2 separate regions of the Homo sapiens genome follow, and region 2 is linked to region 1. A link is an interaction called in ENCODE POLR2A ChIA-PET data of the cell type or tissue named here. Cell type or tissue: GM12878. All regions are shown on one strand. Each heading gives the region's core, and the rest is flanking DNA. Links, peaks and the distances in the headings are about the cores only. Region 1 has its middle 100 kb from the start of COLGALT2. Region 2 has its middle 34 kb from the start of RGL1.

The links. ChIA-PET counts read pairs that join two places held together with the same protein. Peaks named below come from ENCODE experiments on the same cell type or tissue, not always from the same donor. Only the 100,000 strongest peaks of a DNase experiment are listed, where the experiment ranks them.
Region 2: POLR2A ChIA-PET joins it to region 1 with 5 read pairs; 3 of 35 experiments call an interaction of 5 or more read pairs at or near these places.

The regions. Positions count from the first base shown.
Region 1 is chr1:183,930,341-183,935,713 of GRCh38, reverse strand. It overlaps a transcript of COLGALT2 not described here. Among named protein-coding and RNA genes, the nearest start is that of COLGALT2, 100 kb to the left of the region's middle. In GM12878, for the core only: no CTCF peak of the experiment used is centred there; no DNase peak of the experiment used is centred there.
Region 2 is chr1:183,768,071-183,773,443 of GRCh38, reverse strand. It overlaps a transcript of RGL1 not described here. Among named protein-coding and RNA genes, the nearest start is that of RGL1, 34 kb to the left of the region's middle. In GM12878, for the core only: no CTCF peak of the experiment used is centred there; a DNase peak (open chromatin) is centred at 2,743; H3K27ac peaks cover 405 bases.

The DNA of each region.
Region 1 (5,373 bases), core at 374-5,373:
CATGGCAAATGAGGGGAGGGTGGTTGCTGCCCTTACTGTGCAGTGAGGGTTGTTTTAAACTGATGGGTACTGTTATGTAAGCTGAAAAGGATTCCAAGGTACAGAAAGATGGAAGAGAGCCCCCACTGGGAGGGAGTGGAGGTGTCCATCTTGCATTTTGTGCTACAGGTCAGCCTATCCGTTCATCAAAAGATACTGAGATACTGTGATACCAGTCCAAGGCCAAAGAGCTTTTTCCTGGGGAAAAATAACAGCAGCAACAAAAAGAAAATCCTTGTTGATCTCAGTGACTGCTTGAATTTTTAGATCAAGCTTACCCCTAATCTCAAAAACCAGGCTGTGAACACTGCCTTGCTGCAGGCTTTGTGCTGGGCACTGAGATGCTCAGAGAAGTAGGTAAGGTCCCTACTGCTGTGTGGGGCCCGCAGTCCAATGGAGGAGCAACATAAAGCAGGTGGCTGCCAAACAGGATGGTTTTATTTCAGAGATGAACAAAATGGGCAGAGGAGGACTGTCAGGGCAGCTCTGCTGAGAAGGTGACATTTGGGTTGGGTTTTGGAGGATGAATTGGAGTTCAGAAGAGGGAGGAGGGCTGGGCACAGTGGGTGGAGATGCTGTCCAGGCATTGCCTGACAGGACTATGAAAGGGCCAAAGTGGGATTCATGGGAACTCAGTAGGGCAGAAGAGTTAGGCATGTGTTGGGGTTGATAACAAACAAGACTGAGACACAATCATGCTGGCAAGGCAAGTTGGCTGCCTCCCTCTCAGGGCTGTCTCCTTCTCAGGGCTGTCTCATCATAAGCACAGAGCCCAGCATTTCTGGGAGAATTCTAAGTTTGGTTACCATCTTGACAGATAATACAGAGGCTTCCAGTAAAATGTTGATGTCCAAAACAAGAAATATTCCCACTCAGCTACAAATTTGGGAATCTTATGGTTTTTCCCTTATGATTGGAGCAAATCCCTCCCGCTAGTAACTATAAAATAAAGATGTGTCTTCCCAGGAGGCTTTCTATAACGTGCTTTTGAGACATTCTTGCCAACTAAACAGAGGAAAGAAATGATCCAGAAGTGATCTCCCTGACAGAAGTTAATTCACTAAGGAGTTAAATAATGACAAAGTAAAGTTAAAATGAGGCTGGCTATATGAGAAGAAAATAGCATGTAAGGGGTGACACGTTCTGAAAACTAAGAGTAGACAGCTTTGGAAATGTCACGCCCACATGATGTTTTGTGGTGATGTTTATTATTTCAGGGGAACCGGCTGTCCTTCAATTAAATGCAGCTGAGGGAGGAAGGCCAGCAGGAGAGGAGGGGCATATGAGGGGCTTCCCTGTGAGCCCGCGGCCCTAAGTCAGTGTAGGGCAGCTGAGACAAGAACCAAAGTGTGGACAATGTCCTTTTGTACCTGCTTGGAGAAGAGAGAAGTAATGATGGTAGATTTTAGTACATTATATTACAAAAGATTACGTGAAAAATGGTGCTCCCTCTTATCCCAGGGACAGAGCAAGAGGAGTTTAGGTGAGCTTTCAGGAAGAATTCATTGACAGAATTGTCAGACACTGAATGGGGTTCCAAGGTAAGTGGTGGAATGGCTCCATTAAACTTTGTTGCTGGGCAGAAGAGTGGCTTCCTTTCTGCTCTGTGAATTACTGAAATGCCCTAGTATTTTGCTTCCACCCATGGATGTGCTAATATGTGAGCTGATCTTTGTTCAGTAGCCTCTGTGACACCAGCTGTGTTGCTTCCAATCCAAAGCCATCCATCCTCCCATCTGCCCTCAAAAAGAGTGGAAAGAATGAAGAATCGTCTCTGAGGATTGCCTTCTCTTTATTTTTAATTTATGGAGTTTGTTTTTATGCCCGTCCCTGTAATTCTCCAGCCTGGCTTCTCTGGAACAGGTGCTTTAGTAAACTTACCATGTCTGAGCAATCCTAGGGCCCACAGAGCACTAGCTCTGCCCCCATGGACCTGGCAAGGCTTTGATGGGGGTTTCCTATTCCACGGGTGGCTGGGTGGATGTCTGGGCTCTTACTAGTGGGGGAATTTGATTTTCAAAGTGGAGTGGGCAGCTCTCTCTCTCTCTCTGTTCTTAGATGCTTGGAAATTAATCAGCGACAGTTTCTTCTCCCAAAAGGAAATGAGAAGTTTGGAACAGACCCCCAGACAGGAGTTCAGTTGTCCAGGCATTTTGATGGTGTGGCCTGAAGGGCTTTAACTGCTTTTAAAAATTGCTAGCATAAATTGTGAAGACTTGAAGGGGATGATATTGTTGCTCAGGCCTAGCTCAGGGGAGGAAACCATGAGCAGAGTTGAGTGCAAGGGACAGAGTGGTGCAAGCCTGTTGAGAATCCGAGGGGAGAGGAAAGAGGCAGCTTCTAGCGCACCACACACGGAGCAAAGTCCTGGTGCTCAGAGCACAGTCTGGGAGAGAAGTGCAAGGAGTGGGGAGAAGAGACTAATGCAAGCCCATCGCTGGAGACAGTGATGCCAGTGCACAGGCCAAGAAAGAGGAGAGGGAACCAATGGGGAAAATAGTGTGGTAGGAGGGAGGCTTCAAATGGAAGTGGTGACAGCCTTGTCCTTAGAGTTTTATCCTTTTAAGTCTGCAACTATGGGAGAGATTGAGTTGGTGTTGAGTTGAACCGCTTGCACAGGAACAAGTGAAATGTCCAGTGCCCCCAATGCTTGGGGAAGAGCAATAACTCACAATCAAGCATCTCCATTGTCCCTGGACAGGGCCTCTGGAACCAGAGTCGAGAACCCCTTCCTGTAGGAAAGACACAGGGACTGTGGACAGACACAGAAGGGGGTACCCAGGAGCAGGGAGCAGAGTTTCTGGTGAGAAAAATCCACCCAAGGAGGTGGGGACTCATGGGAATCGCTGCCAGCTCTGTGTGGTGGCCGATCTCTCAGGCCCTGAGAGGGACACTCCGGCCCAGGGCTGCTTGACATCAGCCAGCCTCTCCTGTCACAGCCCGTCCAGCGAGAGTGCCCACTGCAAAGCCTGCAGGCTGGCCAGGGAGGCTGCGCCGGGCCCACATCCCCGTCTCTGTGAGCCTTTTTGGACCCCAGCCGTGGAACAAGCTGCAGGAGCCCTGGACGCCCTCCAGCTCCGTGAGTCAGTCTCTCCCCAGAGCAGCAAGCAGGCTTAGCTTTTCGCAGGGTGCCGTTCCACACGTGGAAGCCCCACCTCTAAGAGTTTCACGTCTGGACCATTTGGCTCCTCCCGGGAGGAGGTTGGAGGGCTTCTTTGAAGACATGACTTCCCTTAGGCCAGAAGCTTCCCAGGAATAACAGCAACTAACTCTTGTATCATGCACCAAAGTGAACCGCACTTTCCCTACGTGTGCTGTGTAGTTTAATACAGCATGAACCTCAAGAAGTAGGAACTATTCATTAATCTCTATCTTTCAGATAAGGCAAAGAGCTAAGGGAAGCAACTTGCCTAAGGTAGTAAGTGGCCTGGGAGTCAGACCGAGGCAGTCAGATCTCACCAAACTGCATCCACTTCCAAGCTGCTGGGGGATAATGTGTCTCATTTCTTGTTTTCTCAGTAAAATTTAATGTTTTAATCTCTCACTCTTGCACTCTGTCTCACCACACACACACACAGCCTGATACATAAAGCTGGCACTTCTAACCCATGTCTGTCTCCCCTGTGAAACCTCATATACTGATTATTCAGCTGGTCATACTGCAAACTCTCAGATAACATATTTCTGCAGACTTGGATGTTAGATACTGAATAAATGAGGATCAGAAATCGATGTCAAAGGGCAAGCTAACAGTCTCATTTAGAATGCTTCTCCCATTTCAAAACTGGTGCCTTGATTTTTTTTTTTTTTTTTTATGGCAGGAACAATTCAGAAACAGCTTAAATCATTCAGTCTTCTTCTTCTTTTTTTTTTTTTTTAACTTGCTGCATTGGTAACCCTTTTCATTCTTGTGTAAGAAATTGGAACTGTAGCACATAATGATGCTTTGGTATGAAATAATGGTAGGAATAAAAATGATTTCTTCTGAGAAGCCTGTGTTAAAGCACTTGGATACTGATAACTGGCTTACAGGGAGGCTGATCCAGGTGGTCTTAAAACTGGCTCTCCTGAACGCCACTCAAGCCCCAGTCCCATCTGCTCCTCCTTTGTTAACTCCTGTCAGTTGATGCCTCTCCTAGGAGTTTCTCCCGCTGCAGGCACCCCCGGGGAACACCCGAGACTACAGATCAGAAATGGATTCCAATCCAGCTGGGGTGCTAACTCACAATAATCATCTTTTTGGCCATTTCCTCATCTGTGGGATGGAAATGATGCTCAGGATAGTAGGTGGCAGTGCTCTGACCCTCAGTAGAATGTTCCTCAGACACTTCAAAGAACCAACCAGGTGCCCAGCTGACCGAGATAGTTTGTGGGAATTCATGTGACTGGAAGGCTGGGGATGGAGCCCACAGATCCCAGGGATTCTCTCCAGTTCCGTGAGGCTGTGGAAGTGTCTGTCAGGAGAGCCTCCTCCATTCAGTGCCTGGCCCAGTGTGATATGCTCAGAGTGGGGTTTGATGATCCAGAGCTCTGTCCCTAAAACTTGGGCAACTTAACTGTTCTGTGTCTCAGCCTCATATCTATAATACGAGGCCACTGACTACATGATTTGTAAGGTGCCTTCAAACTCTTAAGAAAACATTACATACATTGGATTCCTTGAAATTTTAAGTAAGAAACTTGCTTCCACAAAGGTTTCTGGGTAGAGATGTTGAGAAACCACACCCAATAATGGTTGCCAAATTGTGAGTCTAAAATAATTAAATTTGCCTGGCTCCTATTTGATCTGTTGGGTTTTGTGTAAATACTTTACATTTCCTAGGTTTCTTTTTTTAACCTGACTTACAACTACATCTGTAAAGTAGCTCCTAGTGTCATCAAAGTAGGAACCACATCAGAAGAAAATAAATTGTTGGTGAGTGACTGTATGTTAAAAATTAAAAATAAATTAGATTGGCTGGGCGTGGTGGCTCATGCCTGTAATCCCAGCACTTTGGGAGGCCAAGGCAGGCAGATCGCTTTGAGCTCAGGAGTTTGAGACCAGCCTGGGAATCATGGCAAGACCCTATCTGTATAAAAAATACAAAAAAAAAAAAAAAAAAAAAGAAAAAGAAAAAATTAGCAGGGCATTGGTGGCTTGCGGATGTAGTCCCAGCTACTCATGAGGCTGAGGTTGGAGAATCGCTTGAGCCCAGGAAGCGGAGTCTGCAGTGAGCTGAGGTTGCGCCACTCCAGCCTGGGTGACAGAGTGAGACCCTGTCCAAAAAATAAAATTAAATTAAAAAATAAGATCAAGGCTAGTTCTAGACAAAATTAAATTGTTCTTTCTAGTAT
Region 2 (5,373 bases), core at 171-5,170, 160 kb after region 1:
GGCAAAGATGGTTATATGTCCATTCCTTTATTTGTTCATTAATTAATCCATTCATTCAACAAACATCTCAACATTGCAGTGGTATAAATTGAACAGGATAGGTGCAGTTCCTTGTGTTAGAAGCTCATAGTCTACTAGAAAAGAATATAAAACAAATAACTGCCATATAATGTGATAAGTGTACATAAAGGAAATGCAGAAAGAAAGGAAAAAATAAAGGAGAGAAAGAAGGAAAGAAGGGAGGGAGGAAGGAAAAAAATGATAAGGGCACATAATGTGGTCTGCAGAGAGATCAGGGAAAATTTCCAGAGTCTGAAGGATGAGTAAGAGCTAGGTGTTGTGAGAGAACAATATAATGTACAAAGGCATTGGGATTATAGATATCAGAGTGAAATTTTTTTTTTTTTTTTTTTTTTTTTTTTTTTTTTGAGACGGAGTCTTGCTCTGTCGCCCAGGCCGGACTGCGGACTGCAGTGGCACAATCTCGGCTCACTGCAAGCTCCGCTTCCCGGGTTCACGCCATTCTCCTGCCTCAGCCTCCCCAGTAGCTGGGACTACAGGCGCCCGCCACCGCGCCCGGCTAATTTTTTGTATTTTTAGTAGAGACGGGGTTTCACCTTGTTAGCCAGGATGGTCTCGATCTCCTGACCTCATGATCCACCCGCCTCGGCCTCCCAAAGTGCTGGGATTACAGGCGTGAGCCACCGCGCCCGGCCCAGAGTGAAATTTTTTTTAAAGAATGTTAACTGTTTCCTACACAGGAGCCTGCCAACCCCAAAATCTCCCCCTTTCTGAAATTTTCTTCATCAGCAAACTTTCCTGTAGACCAAGGTTTCCCATCAAGTAAAGCAGGTAACTTTCTCAGATGCCAGGACATGGGAGTAGAGTTTCCAGTGAAGGTTTTTCAATTTCTACTACTGTAGGAAGAACTACTAACTTTCCCAGACACCCTACATTTGTTAGCTAAGGAAAAATTTAAAAAATGTCATTTCTTTCTCATTTCTGCCCGCTTAAAGTGAAATAGGAAAGGTTCCCTTGTCCCCCTCCCAGGACGTGACGGAGGTGTGGCTCGCTTCTTCAGTGTCCTGCTGCTCAAACCTCTAGGGGAGCATACAGACTTGGGCACCCCACAGCAGAGTTTACAGTTCCTGAAGCCCCAGTGGGCGTGTGTTACAAGGTGCTCTCTTAGTTTGCCATCTATAGGCGGCTTGTGTTAACCAGCTCAATCAGACCCTCCACCTTGTCACAAGAACAGACGGCTTTCTGTATCCCAGGTTCCTGCCTTGGAAGAATCGTGGGCTTGGAGAATAAGTGCAAAGTTTTATTGAGTGGAAGCAGCTGTCCACCGATGGGGGAGCCAGAAGGGAGATGGTTTATCCCTGGAGTTGGGCCGCTGGGCAGCGGGCGCTCTCCTCCGACTGCCCTGGCCAAACTCCGCCTAAACCTGCTGGTCAATAGCCTGCTTGAGTGCCTGTGTCTGTCAAAATGCTCTTCCGCCGGCGTGTTCCCCTCCGTGTCCTCTCACCGTCCAGCCACTTGTGTCTTCCTCCGCCTATCTGCTCTGCTCCACGTCCAGCCACTTCTGTCTCTGCCTTGCTAGGGTCTCGGGTTTTTATAGGCCCAGGATGGGGGCATGGCAGGCCAGGGTGGTGTTGGGAAACGCAACATTTAGGAGTGAAGGCACAAGTGCCTGTCCTCACCTAGGTCCGTGGGGGTGGAGCCCTAGCCAGGGACCATGTCCTCCGCTATCCAACACTTCCCTTCCCGCTTCCATATCATTTAAAGGAACCACGCTCTTCCCTTCCCAGCACTCACGTATCAAAAGGAAGGATGAGTTTAAAGAACAGAAGATGCTTCTATTCCCTTTCATGGGAAACATTTCAGCGTTTAAGTTCTTACCCCATCCCCTACCTGTTTATTGCCTGATGTCAAGCTTCTCTTGACATACGGAGTTTTCAAAGGAATAAAAAGGAGACTCCCAAGTTTTCAAAGGAATAAAAAGGAGACAGTGAACATATTTTGGGAAACAATAGGCTAAAACAACTGCTTTGCAAACTTTTTCTTAGAGACCTAAGGCCCCAAGAATGAATAATTTCCAGGCCCTGAAAAAACTGGTCATTTTTTTTCTTGTTTTTTTTTTTTCTTTGTTTACTAAATTCCACTGGAGTTTCCTTAGCTCTCTACACTAAAATGTAAAGAAATGTTCATGTCTGGTATAGTGAAAGCAGGACTCATTCTAGGCCTCGGAGCCAAACAGAGAGGGCTAAATTGGCTGCAAATGTCCAGTAGATTTTTACAGGACCAAGCACTCTAGAAATAAGTCCTATCTCATTTTATCCTCTTGGAGAAGTTTTGCCTTTTCCCATTCAAATAACCATCAGCTGAGCAGCCAGGATAAGGTAAGGTTTATAACCCAGCCTTCCACTTGGGTTCAGGAACACTTCCTCTGAGAAGCACAATGCTTACTGCAGTATGGTACCACCTCATCCACAGGGGAGGGAGGGAGTAGAGATGAGTGGTTCTAACACTGAAACCAGCCCAATTGTCTCATAGAACTGATCTTTATGGTTTCTTTTGACTAAGCATAGAATTGAAGCTTCCAGGCTTAAAATTTGAAAAAGTTTGTCTGATCTGGGTTCCTTTCTCAGGAAACCAACCATAAGACCTCCCAGAAAGTATCAAGGAACTGAAACTTACCAGATCAACACATCTGGACAATGAGATGCCACACCCCTCACCCGTCATGATCGCCTGACTTCCTATTTCCTGTTGCCCAACTACTCCTTTTCCCTCCCTAATTCCTGTTTTCCCACATATGGTTACATTTCTTCCTTGCCACATAAACCCCTAATTTTAGTTGAGGAGACGGATTTGAGACTGGTCTCCTCTCCCCTCAAGCGAAGCACCCAATTAAAGCCTTCTTCCCTGGCAATATTTCAGTAATTGGCTTTCTGTGTGGTGAGCAGCATGACCTAGACTGAACCCCTGGTGTTTTGGTAACAGATTTTGGTTCCCTTATTGGGAATGCATGGGCCAGGAGTTTCAGAAGCCCTCCTAGGCAGCTGCCTAACCCCTTTTTTGGCCAGAGATGGGTTTCAGTCTCTCTCTCTCTGTCTCTCTGGTACTATCACTGCTGGCTCCAACTTCATTCCTGATCACCTAGGAAGAACAGCCTTTGAAATTTGTCATCTGCATCTGGACAGATGATGTCTTTCGTGGGTAACAGACAGCAGGATCTGCTCCTCTCAATTAGGGGAATTCTGAAGGAGTTTCCTTTTGCAGGTTAAACAAGCCCAACCAATTGAGAGAGAAAAGCACCTGGACTGTTTCAGTCTGGACATGCTTGGGGCTTGTTGCTGCAGCAGTTGGATGGTGTTTTGATGATTGTCTACATATGTGTGTTAATAAAGTCATGGGAAATCAGAATTTTATAAACTGATCTTTTGTAATACTATTTTGCCCCAATATTCTTTGCAATCTAGAGAAGTGTGGCCTTTCCATGGGCCTCATTTTGATGTTTAAAGAAAAAGTGGGATGGAATTTCATGTATCCAGACTTTTATGCTGCTGTTCTAAGCTGGGTCGGGCCTGGTTAATACATGATGTTTTATGGTGCTGTTTGACCTCAGTGTTCTTTGGAGTATGAGGAGGTTTGGCCTTTAAAAATCAAACTGCCATGGAAACGACCTTACCCAAAATTTTGGGTCTCAGCCTTCATTAGATTACCTATCAGGGTAAACAAAGTGTAGCCACGTGAACGTGTTTGTAAACTGGTGAGTTTGTATTACTATCTCATGGCTACAGAGTTCCAAAGTAAAAGCTATTGGAGCTTTATGTTTGTGTATCATGTTTACATGTTTATGTATTGTGTAACATTTATTATGTTATATGTTGTGTCTACCAAATTGGCTTATAAATAAAAGAAAGCTCATAATTAAATCTATCCAAGCATGTTTCAAGTTCATGTGACTTATGTAAATCTTTAATAAGCAATCTAGCTTTAAAATTATTGGTAAGATAAAAGTAGATGTGACTTTGGAATTGTCAGCATACATTTTTGTCTGGGTTTTGTATTTGTCTCTGTAGATATTTTGAGGTGTCAGGGTTTGGCACAGAAGATTATAAAGCTATAAACTCAGCCAAAACAAAATGATCTTTGTGCAATTTTTGCCAAATAAGACTAATTTAATGTTGTTGGTTTAATGAATATAGCTGAGTCTTCTGAGTATTGGTGAAAATACCCATGTAGTTAACTTTAAGGACCTTACTGCTATTCACAGGTTACAAAATTGTTAACAAGGAAATGACAACTAGCTTTGTCTAATATCTCAGTTCTCATAAGTAATCTAGGTAAAACTGTTAAAAATGAAAAAACTGAATGAAATAGAAATGGCATGATGTAATTTAAAATCTTAAAATCATTTTTGATGTTCATTAGATGTCTAGGTAATTCCCAATTAAGAAAAGGTTATGATACAGGGAAACATATTTCCAAAAATTGTGGAATGGTCCTTATCTATAAAATGCTAATATCTTATATGACAGTTCAGGATTCTTGCTTCCTAGGTTTTCACTAAAACTTAAGGATACTAAGAATAAGAATTGTAGTTAATATGTAATATGTAATTCCGTATATAAAATTGCTGAGAAAAAGAATAATTTTGTTTAATTCAGAAGTTACTGGCTGGCTCATGCCTATAATCCCAGCACTTTGGGAGGCCAAGGCAGGAGGATAAGTTGAACCCATGGGTTTGAGACCAGCCTGGGCACCATAGTAAGACCTCATCTCTACAATTTTTTTTTTCCTAATTAGCCAGGTGTGGTGGCACATGCCTGTAGTCCCAGCTACTCGGGAGGCTAAGTTGGGAGGATTGCTTGAGTCCAGGAGGTCAAGGCTGCAGTGAGCTGTGATCACACCACTGCACTTCAGACTGCACAACAGAGCAAAGGCCCTGTCTCCAAAAAAAAAAAAAAAAAAAAAAAGTTATCTAAAGGTTAGTTCAAATTATGGGCTTGAAAAGGTTATTTATGAAATAAGGTAGAATAGAACTGGTAAGTAGGGGAGAGAGATGTGAAGAAAGTTATGGATATGAAGATGTATTTTCGGTTTTTTAAAAAAGGTTATAAAGTAAAAAAGAATTTTGTATGAGAAAGAATCTTGGAACGGTAAATTTTTGTCCTAAAATAAAATAACTGGCTATTTAAAAATAAAGAGAATTTAAGACAAAACAGAAAGTCCATGCATGGTCCTTCTGTTGTTCTGTGTAAGTCATATGTAGTTTTTTTTTTTTCTGTTTCTCTGTGTGTCTACCTTCATGCACATACAGAGAAGACGGAAGTTTAGACAGTAAAATATTCTTTAAAACCTGAGAGA